Linked DNA regions of Homo sapiens: region 1 is linked to region 2. A link is a contact called in ENCODE Hi-C or POLR2A ChIA-PET data. All regions are on one chromosome and are shown on one strand. The core of a region is the stretch at or near the end of the contact, and the rest is flanking DNA. Distances in the headings are between cores, read along the strand shown.

The links. Hi-C counts contacts between places; a loop is a spot of excess contacts on that map. ChIA-PET counts read pairs that join two places held with the same protein, here RNA polymerase II (POLR2A). Pooled maps may share reads with other maps.
Region 1: a pooled map of gastrocnemius medialis shows a loop between it and region 2 (3-fold over the local background). The contact joins two enhancer-like sites. A Hi-C loop is called at or near these places in 1 of 168 maps with a recorded cell type or tissue (gastrocnemius medialis) and 1 of 50 pooled maps. POLR2A ChIA-PET finds 5 or more read pairs at or near these places in 1 of 52 experiments (activated CD4-positive, alpha-beta T cell).

The regions. Positions count from the first base shown.
Region 1 is chr1:33,326,515-33,332,913 of GRCh38, forward strand. It overlaps PHC2 (polyhomeotic homolog 2), which reads right to left. Exons shown (of 15, transcript NM_001385109.1): 11 at 5,761-5,890; 12 at 4,834-4,948; 13 at 3,557-3,698; 14 at 2,356-2,632. MIR3605 (microRNA 3605) reads right to left here and starts at 5,978; the gene lies at 5,879-5,978. RefSeq lists enhancers at 3,069-3,569, 3,570-4,070. Within about 2 kb of position 1,702, at least 16 of the 41 ENCODE cell types and tissues checked have a DNase peak (open chromatin) inside an H3K27ac peak, as active enhancers do; they include gastrocnemius medialis, where a contact is called at or near this core.
Region 2 is chr1:33,024,775-33,031,173 of GRCh38, forward strand. All of the region lies in intron 1 of AK2 (adenylate kinase 2), which reads right to left. Among named protein-coding and RNA genes, the nearest start is that of AK2, 8.9 kb to the right of the region's middle. Within about 2 kb of position 2,482, at least 4 of the 41 ENCODE cell types and tissues checked have a DNase peak (open chromatin) inside an H3K27ac peak, as active enhancers do; they include gastrocnemius medialis, where a contact is called at or near this core.

The DNA of each region.
Region 1 (6,399 bases), core at 452-2,951, 300 kb after region 2:
CTCAGCTTCAGAAGAATACCAATGCAGACAACAGCTTACCCTTGAAGATAATTCTGGGTGTGGTTTTTGTCTAATGGAATGGACCCCAACAAGATTCCCAGAAAACCCACAATTATTTTAAGAAATACTGAATTACTGATTTTAAGAGTCAAAGGTAGGCCGGGCGCAGTGGCTCACGCCTATAATCCCAGCACTTTAGGAGGCTGAGGTGGGTGGATCGCCTGAGGTAAGGAGTTTGAGACCAGCCTGCCAACATGGTGAAACCCCATCTCTACTAAAATACAAAAATTAGCTGTGTGTGGTGGCGAATGTCTGTAATCCCAGCTACTCAAGAGGCTGAGGCAGAATTGCTTGAACCCAGGAGGCGGAGGTTGCAGTGAGCCGAGATCACGCCATTGCACAATAGCCTGGGTGATGGAGCAAGCCTCTATCTCAAAAACAAAAAACAAAAAAGTCAAAGGTAATATAAAATAAAAAGGAGGAAGCAGGCTGAGAAAACGACTACACTGAAAATACAGGCTACTTTTCACAGAAAAGGAAGGAGAACTCAGAGGGCAGAACCAAGACAGAAATCACTCCCAGGCTTTGAGTCCCAATTGAGGAAATGCCACCATAAACCCTAGCGGATTTCGGAACTGGAATGGATCAGCGACTCTTGTACGCTCCCTGTTTCTCCCTTTTTGGATGGGCATGTCTGTAATGGTTATCCTATGGCTGTCCCACTGTGCATTGGGTTTGTGGAAGGGAGCAGATAGCCTCTCTCTCTAGTTCTCAGATCTTCAGACTGAGAGGACCTATACTTGAAGAACTGGACCCCAGGAGCCTCATCTCACCTCAATGATGAGAGCCTGGACTTCAAACTGATGCTGTCATGGGACCAAACTGTCGGGGATTTGGTGGCGGTGAGGGTATTCTGCATGAGGAAGGAACACAAATTTCTGGGGGTCATGGTGAACTACATGGCTTGTCTCTGAATGGCTCCCAATAATCCTTGCTTCCCAGTTCATGCCCTCTCACAATGAGTAAGACTGACCTGTGTGACCCATAAGATATTGTGAAAAATTTTAATTAAAAAAATATATTGTGAAAATGCCAGTACGTGGCTTCAGAGGCTAGATCATAAAGGGCACAGTGGCTTCTACCTTGCACTCCTGGATCCCTACCTGTGGGGACATCCCACTGCCATGCATATCATGAGAACACTCGAGCAGCCCTCTGGAGAGGCCCATATAGACAAGAACCAAGGCCTCTTGCCAACAGCCAGCCCAGGGCAAATCACGTGAGTGAGGCACCTTGGAAGAGATCCCACAGCTCTTCAGTATTCACGTGACCTCAGCCTTGGCTGATAAATCTTAATTGTAACCTCATAAGACACCTGAGGCAGAACGGCCCAGGAAGCCACTCCTGAATTCCTTACCCACAGCAACTGTGTAATAAAAATTTTGGGGATGAAGAGATAACATACTAGGTTAAGTGACAGAGCCAGAATTTGAACCCAGTTCTGTGTGACTCAGAAGTCTGTGCTCTTAACCACACTGCAGTCTCTTGAGAAAGAGGCTTGTGGTTACCATGAATACCTGACCTGGTCGGTGTATGAGTGAGACTGGCAGAAAAACAGTAATGCATCCAGGCCCCACTGAAGGCATCTGTGAATGATGTAAGGCTTGCCTCTTACAGCTGGCTCCTAGATCCCGGGCCTCACCACCACTTGTGCTCCACCACGCAGGGCTCTGTGCCATGTCTGGCCATACCACAGACTTCCCTATCTTCATGCCTCTGCATGTGCGCCCTCTTGCAGTCTCTCCATCCAGCAAAGGCATACTTGTCTGTCTACTGTCATTTAGTTTACATTTTCTTAATTAAATTTTTTTTTTTTTTTTTTGGTAGAGACAGGTCTCACCATGTTGCCCAGGCTGTTCTCAAACTCCTGACCTCACGCAATCCTTCCACCTCAGCCTCCCAAAGTGCTGGGACTATAGGTGTGAGCCACCACACCTGGCTATTTTCTTAATTTTGATGTTCCTGACACATATCCTACACTCTACCTGACTCCCCTCCTAATCTCTCCCAGGAGAGAGAGACAGTTAATTACATTATCATCTCTGTATTTCACACAGATCACTTCCCATGCCAGAAAATATACAGAATTACAGCTATGGAATATTTATAGTTTGCATTCTATGCTGAATATAAGCAAGCTCTTATAGGCAGGGAGCTCATCTCACTCATTTCTGCACCCCAGTTCCTGAACCTGAGTCATTAACTAAACTACCTAATCCTCCTGGTGGTGGGAGGGTCTCTCATTTTCTCTTTCCTTGCTATTCCGGGGAGACATGGAATTTCCAAGGGCCTTACCTGGCAGAGAGCGGATGAATTCGTAGACGTCTTCTACATTCCACTTGGTGGGCTCACTTGGCAGGAAGTGGTGTCCCATGCCCACCAGGTCCCGCATATGCATGTCGGGGAGCTCCAGGTCCCGCTGGCCTTGTCGCCGGCGGGAAGTAGATGAGCTGGCTGAGATGGGTGACAAGGGTTCCTCATAGCTTGAGTTATCTGAGCAACGGCTGGAGTCTTCCTGGCTGTGTGTTAGCTGCAAAGCAGCAGTAACCGAAAGGGGCACAGTGCCTGTTGGCTGGGAGCAGAGAGTTTTCTTCAGGATGGGGGAACAAACCATCTCTAGCAGCAGTGATGAACAAAGGAGGTATTTCTCCTTTTTCTACTTGGCCTACTACTACACATCTGAGTTCCCAGATCTAACAGCATCTTCCATGCTGTCCTGTCTCCTACCCTAGGCAGAGTTAGTCCCTCTTAGTATTGTAGTGTCTACCACACAATACTGCAATTATCTTTTTCTAAACATGAGTTTTAAAGCAGGGCTCTGAGTTCTAGGAGGTGATCACAGAGCCACTTGAAATAGCATGTAACATTTCTTCTGTACGTACACAGCTTTGGACCATTCTTAAGGAGGTTTAAGACAAAAAAAAAATAAGGCAAAATTATACATAAGGTTATAAAACATCACACCATGCTGTGGAGTTCCTTTAAGGCGAGACTGTGTCCTTAGAGCCTAGTGCCTAACAGAGTTTCTGGCATACAGCTGGTGCTAAAAAATATTTAATGACTGAATACCCATGTTCCTGGTAGAGACCTTCAAGAACTCTGTGCTCGCGTGTTCAGGGAGGCAAAAAGGTGGCAAAACAAAGGGTGGAGGCTGCCTTCTCACCCAGCCCTCCACGTAAGGCAGGAGGTTACCTGAGCAGCCCAGGGGAGACCCCATTTCCGTGGCCCCAGAAGCCAAGGATGGAGGCAAACTGGAAGGTGGGGTGATGTTGAGGCAAGGCCACGGAAGGGGGCAGGGAACCTTGTAAGCACCCATGGGTCTAAATGAAGGGACCTACTGGGGTGCAGAAGGCTCGACTGGACAGGTCTACAAGGAATGAGAGCACAGCAGAGTGCGCTGAAGTCGGCAGCTGGAGGGGACCGTGGTGTCGAGGGCCATGGAAGGGAAGCTGTGGGGACTGTGGGGATGGAGCTTCAGGCTCTGCCCGCCTCTTACCTGCTTCTTGGTATCCTTGGTAAGTGGTGGCAGACTGGCTTTGCTGGCCCGACGGCGGTTGTGGGTCGCAGCTCCTGCCTTCTGCAGCTTGCTCCGGTCTGAGTGGAAAAGTCCCACCCGTTTGGTGCATCCCACGTTGTACCTTCAGGGACAGGGGAACAGGGGATGTCACAGTAGTCATTGTGCTTATGGGCCGTAGGCAGAATGAGCACAGCCAAGCTGTCTGACAAATTTTGAGTCCATCTATTGGTTCAGATCCTAACTCCATCACTAACTACTAGCTGTGTGACTTTGGGTTTAAGTCACTTAAGCCCTGATCCTCCGTTTCCTTATCTGGAGTTGGGGGTAATACCACTCACTTTCTAGGTCTGGTCTTACAACATGAGATAATGTCTGTAAAATGTTTGAGACACCTGGACTTGGACCAGGGCGAAAGCTCACACCTGACTTATTCCACTATAAATGTTACCCTGTGACGGGAAACTACTGTCCACTGTCCTGCTGGGGAGTGGCCTGGCTGCTCCAACAGCCTGAGGGGAATGAGGGCTGAAGATAGCTGAACTCTAGCTTGGCATGCAGAACACCTCTGTCTGGGACCTAGAGATTTCTTCTCTTCTGGGATTTCAGGGCTTCAAGGTCAGCTGTTGCTTCCATTGTGGTACAAAGACCACACATGGCTTTAGAATTGGACAAGCCTAAATCCCCAGGCCCATGGCTTATTAGCTATGTTATCTGAGGCACTACTACTCCTTTGTACTTTGGCTTCCTAACCTGTATAAAGGGGACAATAGTAATACCTGTCTTGGGAGTTATTTTGAAGATGAGATAATCGTATCAATTGACTGGCACAGTGACTAGCACACAGCAGGTTCTCAGGAAATGGCAGTGGTTTTTATGATGACCATTAGTGATCTATGCTGGGCGAGAGCTCACCAAGGGAACACTATAGCTGTGGTTCTGGGTAAGGCTTACCCTAACAAGGCAGGGGCTGTCAATGCTAGGAAAGGCGAATGGGTGCCAGTGGAGCCCAGGAGGGCCAGCCGAGCCAAAGCACTGCGGCTTTTCCTTGGACTCCCGCTGCTCTCTCCCACCTGCTCTTAGGGGTTCTGGCTTCTCGTGCTTGTTGAATTAGGGATGCCATCCTGCTTCCAGGTGGGTCGAGGAACTAGGAAACTGGAGAAGCCACCCCTATGGACCTCCTGGGGTAGACTATTAATGGCAGGAGGTGGGACATAAAGTGCAGTCCTGGGGAAATGGAGGGGGCTGGGGCCACTCACCTCTTTGCACAAGCCATGGAACAGAAGCGCTTGGAACGCTTGAACTTATAGGCAAAGTCCACCCGGCCACAGAGCTCACACTTGAGTTTGAGGGGAGCACCCTCCTCTTTGGATTCTGAAAAGTATAGAAATGGGTAGGGTGGAGAATGAGAAATTCCTGCAGGACTGTGGCCAGCCCCACCACGGGGCCTCCCTACTCCATCCTGCCTGGTCCTCCTGCTCCCACAGCTGTGACATACAGCAGCATTCTAGCATGGAAAATGCCAGTGGTTCTCACCCCTGGAATGCACTCAAGGGTGTCTGGGGATGCCCCTTGTAGACTTGACATTTTTTTCTTCCACGTGGTCTGAGTCTGAGGCAAAACACAGGTGGGGAAGAATCAGCATCAAATGACTGTGGAAGAAAGCAGGAGCCCCCAGGAAATACTCTGGATGCTGTCACAGCTGCTCCGCTGGCATCATCACACCTTGATCTATGCAGCTGGCTGCTGACCCAGTAAAAGACCTCAGGAGCCCACGCTCCTGCAGCTGTGCAGCTCTGTCAGTGCTTCATGTGGAAAGAGCAGCCTTGCCTGGTCTCTGCTGTGACCTAGAGCTGGCCCCAGTCTCAAGGCAGGGACGAAGGGCAGGACTTGCCTGGGGCCACTCCTACAGTCATGCCTAAAACTTGCCAATGATTCCCACAGGAAAAGCCATTCTTGGGATCCTGTGGTTGGCTGGAGGGGGATTGGGGGAGCAGAGGACACATGGTTCCCGTGATTTCCCCTATCCCTCTTTTTGAGGGAAGGAGGCTGAGGAGGTGCTGGGGGAAATGTTTACAGACTCGCTGGCTCAGGGTTCCTCTGGGGAAACAGAGAGAGGAAGTGTGTGAGGCCTGCCTTTCCAGCCACGCTGGGAGGCCGAGAGATTCAGGGTCTGAGATGCCCACCTTGCAGATAGGGCTCCTCCATCTCCGAGTCAGTGGTGGTGGTGTGATCCTGCTGTGGAAGTTTCTCAGGCAGGAACCCCTGTGCATACTTCTTCTTGAGATTCCCCACCAGCAGGGACGAGCGTCCCACCTAGAGGACAGGTAACACGGAGGCCGTGAGGGTCAGGTGGGAGCGGCTTCCTTGCTATCCATCCTCATCACAATTACACGTATAAAGTATCCAGGCACAGAGGCCAGCCCTCCTCAAACCTTCCCCCATGTCATCATCCAAGTGTGCTGGGCTCAAGGCCCTATTTTGCTGGTTGGCTCACGAGGTAAGATGCTAATGGGCAAAGTACAGGGATGGCTTCTGTCCAGGACCAACGGATGGCTCAGGAGATTAGGAAAATGTCTATTCCAGTAAGAGTCTAAGGGCTGAGATCAGGTTTCCCACAGTGCCAGATCAAGCACCAAGACCCAGTACCCACGCATCTCCAGGCAAGGACAGAGCGGAGTCTGTGTGAGGCTGTACATACGAGAGAGAGACTCAGCACCCATTTTCTGATTTTTTTACTGTTCTCCACCTTACCCCAATGCCTGACCCAAGCCAGAGGTACAGGCCGCCACAGAGTATAGCAGGAAAAAACAGACCCTGGGCCA
Region 2 (6,399 bases), core at 1,232-3,731:
ATATATGTAAAGCACTTAAAACAGTACAACTAGCACACAGGAAGGAGTCATAAATATTAATTATCACTATTTCCACTCAACACACTAGTGACACATAAGTTTCAGTTTCCCCATTATAAATGGGAAGACTTGCTGGGCATGGTGGCTCACGCCTATAACCCCAGCACTTTGGGAGGCTGAGGTGGGCGGATCACGAGGTCAGAAGTTCGAGACCAGCCTGACCAACATGGGGAAACCCCGTCTCTACTAAAAATACAAAAATTAGCTGGGTGTGGTGGCGCTTGCCTGGAATTGCAGCTACTCAGGAGGCTGAGGTAGGAGAATTATTTGAATCTGGTAGGCAGAGGCTGCAGTGAGCTGAGATTGCACCACAGCACTCCAGCTCCAGCCTGGGTGACAGTGAGACTTCGTCTCAAAAAAAAAAAAAAAAAAAAAAGAGAATAAAAATAGTACCAACACTTCACATGGTTGCTGTGAGGTTTAAATGAGATCATGTATATAATGCACTTGGTACAACACCTGGCACATAACATGTGCTGAATAAACATTTGCCAAAGGGATGAATGTACAATTGTCATGTACTACAGCTACTGGGTCAGGGAGGCAACTAGGAGCAGTTTGCCCCCAGGCAGAACTGGGTTTTCCTCCTTCCCTGTCACTAAGTAGCTGTACTATGGTGGCCACCTCACTTTTCAGTTTCCTTATCTGTTTAAAATGAAGGCAAAAAAGGCTCCATCTCAGAAGGTAGCTGTGAGGATTAGCTGAGATATATACAAAGAGCACTTGGCAAATAATAAGCACTTACATACTAGTTTTAGGAGGCATTATAGTGTTTTGGTCAAGAGCACAGGCTTGAGAGTTAAACTGCTGGTTTGCAGACTCCAGGTCCACTAACCATTATGTAAAATTGACTTAAGATGTCACTTCACCTTTCTAGGTTTCAAATTTCCTCTAAGTAAAATGGAGATGGTAATAGTATCTGTATCACTGGGTTGATGAGAAGATTATACAGAATTCAGTATATGCAGGCCCTGGCATATAGTAAGCGCTCAGTGGGCACTGGCTGTTACCATAACCCCTGTCCTAATCCTATATTCATTCATACAAAAAGAAAACATTTACTAATGCCTTTCCCAAGAACCCTGTCGGGAGCCTGGGAAACAGATGAATAAAAGGCATAGACTATGTACTTAAAGAGCTTATATTTGGTGAATTATACATGAGAATGCAGAATTAGAACAGGAAGAGACCCTAGACAGCTCAACACTGGCTTTGCAGTGGGAAAAAAAGAATGCAGAATTTACAAGGAATATAATCAGTTCAAGGAGCTCAATTTTAGCTTTTTCCGTTCAATTGTTTTATAAACTAAGCAGGTTTAGATCCCGATTCCAACAAATCAGTTCACTGGGAGTTTTCTTTTCTTTCTTTCTTTCTTTTTTTTTGAGACAGAGTCTCACTCTATCACCCAGGCTGGAGTGCAGTGGCACGATCACGGCTCACTGCAGCCACGAACTCCCTGGGCTCAGGTGATTCTCCTGCCTCAGCCTCCCAGTAGCTGGGATTGCAGGCACAAGCCACGTGCCTGGCTAATTTTTATGTAATTGGGAGTTTTCTTAGGTGCATGCTTAGGTGCACACAATAAAAGGTACATAGATAGGGCTGGTTTGTGATTCATGGACCAATTCAGTTAAAGCAAAGAAATGACTTCATAGCAAAATGGAATCTAGTGAGAAGGCATTAAAAACTGTACTTGGCCGGGTGCAGTGGCTCACGCCTGTAATCCCAGCACTTTGGGAGGCCAAGGCGGGTGGATCACAAGGTCAGGAGATTGAGACCATCCTGGCCAACATGGTGAAACCCCGTCTCTACTAAAATATAAAAAAATTAGCCGGGCATGGTGGCGCATGCCTGTAGTCCCAGCTACTCAGGAGGCTGAGGCAGGGGAATCGCTTGAACCCAGGAGTTGGAGGTTGCAGTGAGCTGAGACTGCGCCATTGCACTCCAGCCTGGAGACAGAGCAAGACTCCATCTCACAAAAAAACAGCAACAAAAAAAAACTCTGTACTCTGGGTTGGGCGCAGTGGCTCACACCTGTAATCCCAGCACTTTGGGAGGCCGAGGCGGGTGGATCACCGGAAGTCAGGAGTTCGAGACTAGCCTGGCCAACATGGTGAAACCCCATCTCTACTAAGAATACAAAAATTAGCTGGGCGTGCTGGCACGTGCCTGTAATCCCAGCTACTTGGGAGGCTGAGGCAGGAGAATTGCTTGAACCCAGAAGGTGGAAGTTGCGGCGAGCCGAGATCCAGCCCGGGCGAAGAAGCAAGACTACGTCTCAAACAAACAAACAAACCCAAAAAACCAAAATTCTGTACTTTGCAAAATCAGTGAATGTCAGGAGCCCTGACAATGAAAAACCAGGCTGGCACTGTGGCCGTACATCTAGAGAGTGCTTTCTGCCAATCTTTCTCATTGCTGTTGAAATTAACCTGGGTAAACAATTTGGAGGTCAGGCTTGCTCAAGTGGAAAGGCTGACCAAAACACCACAGAGAAGAGCTGTTAGCACAGAACCTGTTCTATTTTTATCACTCCCAAACTGCAGGACTCTTATGCACTGTTCCAGGTGATTGGATTCTACAGCTAGATGAAAGAACACACACCAATAGGGAAGAAAACTAATTCCTGGCTGGGTATGGTGGCTCACGCCTGTAATCCCAGAACTTTGGGAGGCTAAGGCGGGTGGATCACGAGGTCAGGAGTTCAAGACTTCAAGACCAGCCTGGCCAAGATGGTGAAACCCCGTCTCTACTAAAAATACAAAAATTAGCCAGGCGTGGTGGTGGGTGCTTGTAATCCCAGCTACTCAGGAGGCTGTGGCAGAGAACTGCTTGAACCCGTGAGGTGGAGGTTGCAGTGAGCGGAGATCGCGCCACTGTACTCCAGCCTGGGTGACAGAGCAAGACTCTTGTCTCAAAAAAAAAAAAAAAAAGAAAAAGAAAAAAAGAAAACGAATTCCTTCATTTCCTGCTGGCTGCCTGGGAGTCAATGTGGTAGGCTGTAAAGAGCACGCATGGGTTTTGAAGTCAGACAGATTTACACTTGATTCCTAGCTAAGGCACTCAGTAGCCGTGTGATCTTGGGCTAAGTACTTAACTTCTCAGAGTGTCAGTTTCCTCATCAGTTTAATGGGGATAATGACTACTTCACAGGGTTCTTATGAGGATAAATGAAATAAAGTACCAAAAACATCAGACACGCAGCAGGCATTCAATAAATAAAAGGCTTCCTTCCATGGTCTTTCTTCTTTGCATTAGTCTTTATTTACAGGCTGCAGAAACCTAATGAAATAACTTTATTATAGTCCCCTCACACTTCAAACTTATGCTTTAGAGCAGCCATTCACAGACTCTAAATCACTGGAGGAATGCTGTTAAAATGCAGATTCCGGCTGGGCGCGGTGGCTCACGCCTGTAATCCCAGCACTCTAGGAGGCCGAAGCAGGCGGATCATCTGAGGTCGGGAGTTCAAGACCAGCATGACCAACATGGAGAAACCCCGTCTCTACTGAAAATACAAAATTAGCTGGGCGTGGTGGCATAATCCCAGTTACTAGGGAGGCAGAGGCAGAAGAATCGCTTAAAACTGGGAGGCAGAGGTTGTGGTGAGCTGGGATTGAGATCGTGCCGCTACACTCCAGCCTGGGCAACAAGAGTGAAACTCCGTCTCAAGAAAAAAAAAAAAAAATGCAGATTCTAGTTCAATAGGGTAGGGCCTAAGTACCTGCATTTTAAGCAAGCTTCCCGGCCTGGATGAGTGGCTGGGCTCTAAACTACACTTTGAAGAGCAGGGGTCTGAAGCCCACACTCAGTCATAGTCTGTTGCTGTCAGCCAAAAACTGTTGCTGAGCCCAAGAAACAGGCTCATCACCTCTATGAAAACTCTGTGGGGTGGAGGACTCTGGGGTAATTATGGGAATGCTAAAACCACTAGAGAGACAGCATGGTGGGCTGAGTGGTTCTCAAATTTCAGTGTATTATCAATCATCTAGGGCATTTCCTAGGCCCACCTTTAAAGTTTATGATTGAGTGGCTCTCAAGCAGCACCTCAGGTTCTGATGGGTACAGTATGTGAAGCCCTGATGTAGTGGCAGAGACTGGGTTTTGTAGTGGTATAGATCTGGGTTAGGAAACGGGCTCTACCGTTTATTCACTGTGTCATCCTGAACAAATTACATTACCTTTTCTAAGGTCTCGTTTTCTTTATCCATAGAACAGAAAACAGTGTCTATCTGCTGAACTGTTGTGGGGATTTAATAAGATTACGTATGCAAAGACATCCAGCATAGGGCCTGACAACTAGGAAATAAAGGGAAACTATCAGTCCTAGAGATTTGGTTTAATCCCAAATTCACCAGTCTTCTCACCTTGTAACCATCATCTTCTTCTTATGTTTTTTTAGAAATGAGGTCTTGCTATGTTGCCCAGGGTGGAGCACAGTGGCTTCACAAGTGTTAGCCCACTACACATCGGCATGGGAATTTTGGCCTGCTCTTTTTCTGACCTGGGCCGATTTACCTCTCCTTAGGCAACCTAGTGGTCTCCTGCTCCTGGGAGGTCACCATATTGATGTTGAACTTTTTTTTTTTTTTTTTTTTTTGAGATAGGGTCTCACTCTATTGCCCAGGCTGGAGTGCAGTGACATGTTCATAGTTCACTGTGGCCTCAAACTCCCGGGCTCAAGCAATCTTCCTGCCTTAGTCTCCCAGGTAGCTGGGACTCAGGCATGCAGTACCATGCCCGGCTAATTATTGTATTTTTTGTAGAGATGGGGTTTCGTCATGTTGCCCAGGCTGGTCTCCAACTCCTGAGCTCAAGCGAGCTGCCTACCTCAGCCTCTCAAAGTGCTGGAATTATAGGCACAAGCCACAGTGCCTGGCCTGATGCTGAATTTAGTGCAGACACCTGATCAGCATAGCACACTATAGCCCCAAACTCCTGTGCCCAAGCAATCCTCCCACCACAGCTTCCGGAGTAGTTGGGACTATGGGCGCATATCACTGTGCCTGGCACAATTACCTTTGTGCCTCCAGTCTTTGTCACTCCTGCTGTCAATGTTCCTACACATGCAGCTAGAATCATATCTTAAAACACTGTTGGATATGCTACCTACCCTCCAAAACATACACATTCCGAAGCCTTCAACATCTCTGTGGTACAATAGAGGAAGAGTCCAAATATCTTAGCCTGGCACTCAGCTGCCCTCCACAATCAACTTCTAAAACCTGCCAAGCCCTCCCAACTTACTTCCACAAGTGCCCTGTGTTTACGTCCTGCACCACTGCAGACAAACTGCTCTTACGCATGGTTCCCAAATACGCGGCATAAATGCCTCTCCAAGGACCTCAACACAAGCTCCTCACTCCACAGGAATGCCCTCTCTGCTCCAATATTGGTCTAAGCCTTTTCTGTAGTATACTTCTGAGTACATTTCTCCCATCAAAAGCCTAACTGGGCTGGAAGCAGTGGCTCACATCTGTAATCCCAGCACTTTGGGAGGATCACTTGAGGCCAAAAGTTTGAGACCAGTCCGGGCAACACAGCAAGACCCCATTTCTACATTTTTTTTTTTAATTAGCTGGGCATGGTGGCAGGTACTTATAGTCCAGCTACTTAGGAGGCTGAGGTGGGAGGACCATTTGAGCCCAGGAGTTCGAGGCTTCAATGAACTATGACCGTGCCATTGCACTCCAGCCTGAGTGACAGAGTGAGACCCTGTCTCCTAAAACAAAAACACCTCCCCAACTACCCCTTCTTCCGCTGAGGATTCATATTAACATTAGCTAACTTTGAGCATGTGCATCATGCCAAGCAGTTTTCCATGCATTGTTTTACGGTACTTAGTATGTATAATACATAATAAACCCATGAGGTAGGAACTATTTTTAACTGCATTTTACAGATGAAACTCAGGGGCTAAGTTGCCCAAGATCACAGAGCTAGTAAAAGAACTGGCAACAGGCCAGATTACCAAGCCCTAGCTCTTAGCCATGACACTATAAGGCTTTAAGACAAACAACCCAAAGAGCCTTAGTGGCTATCCTCCTGGAAGGGAGCACAAGGAGGATTTCAAAGTGCTGGCAATATTCTGTTTCTTGATAATGGGTGTAAGCTACACAAATCTGTTCACATTGTAAAATAAATCAAGCTGTTCACTTTTTCTAGGTATCTTATAGCTTAAGTTGTTTTTTTTTTAATCACAGAAACCTGTGTTTGCATTTCAGATGTCTCTTAACTTACTGAGGAAATCATTACCAACCTCACTGGGTGGACAGGAGGATGAACAGGAGAACTTCAGCAAATTGTAGTTCTTGTTCTATCCCTGAACTAACCCAACATTCA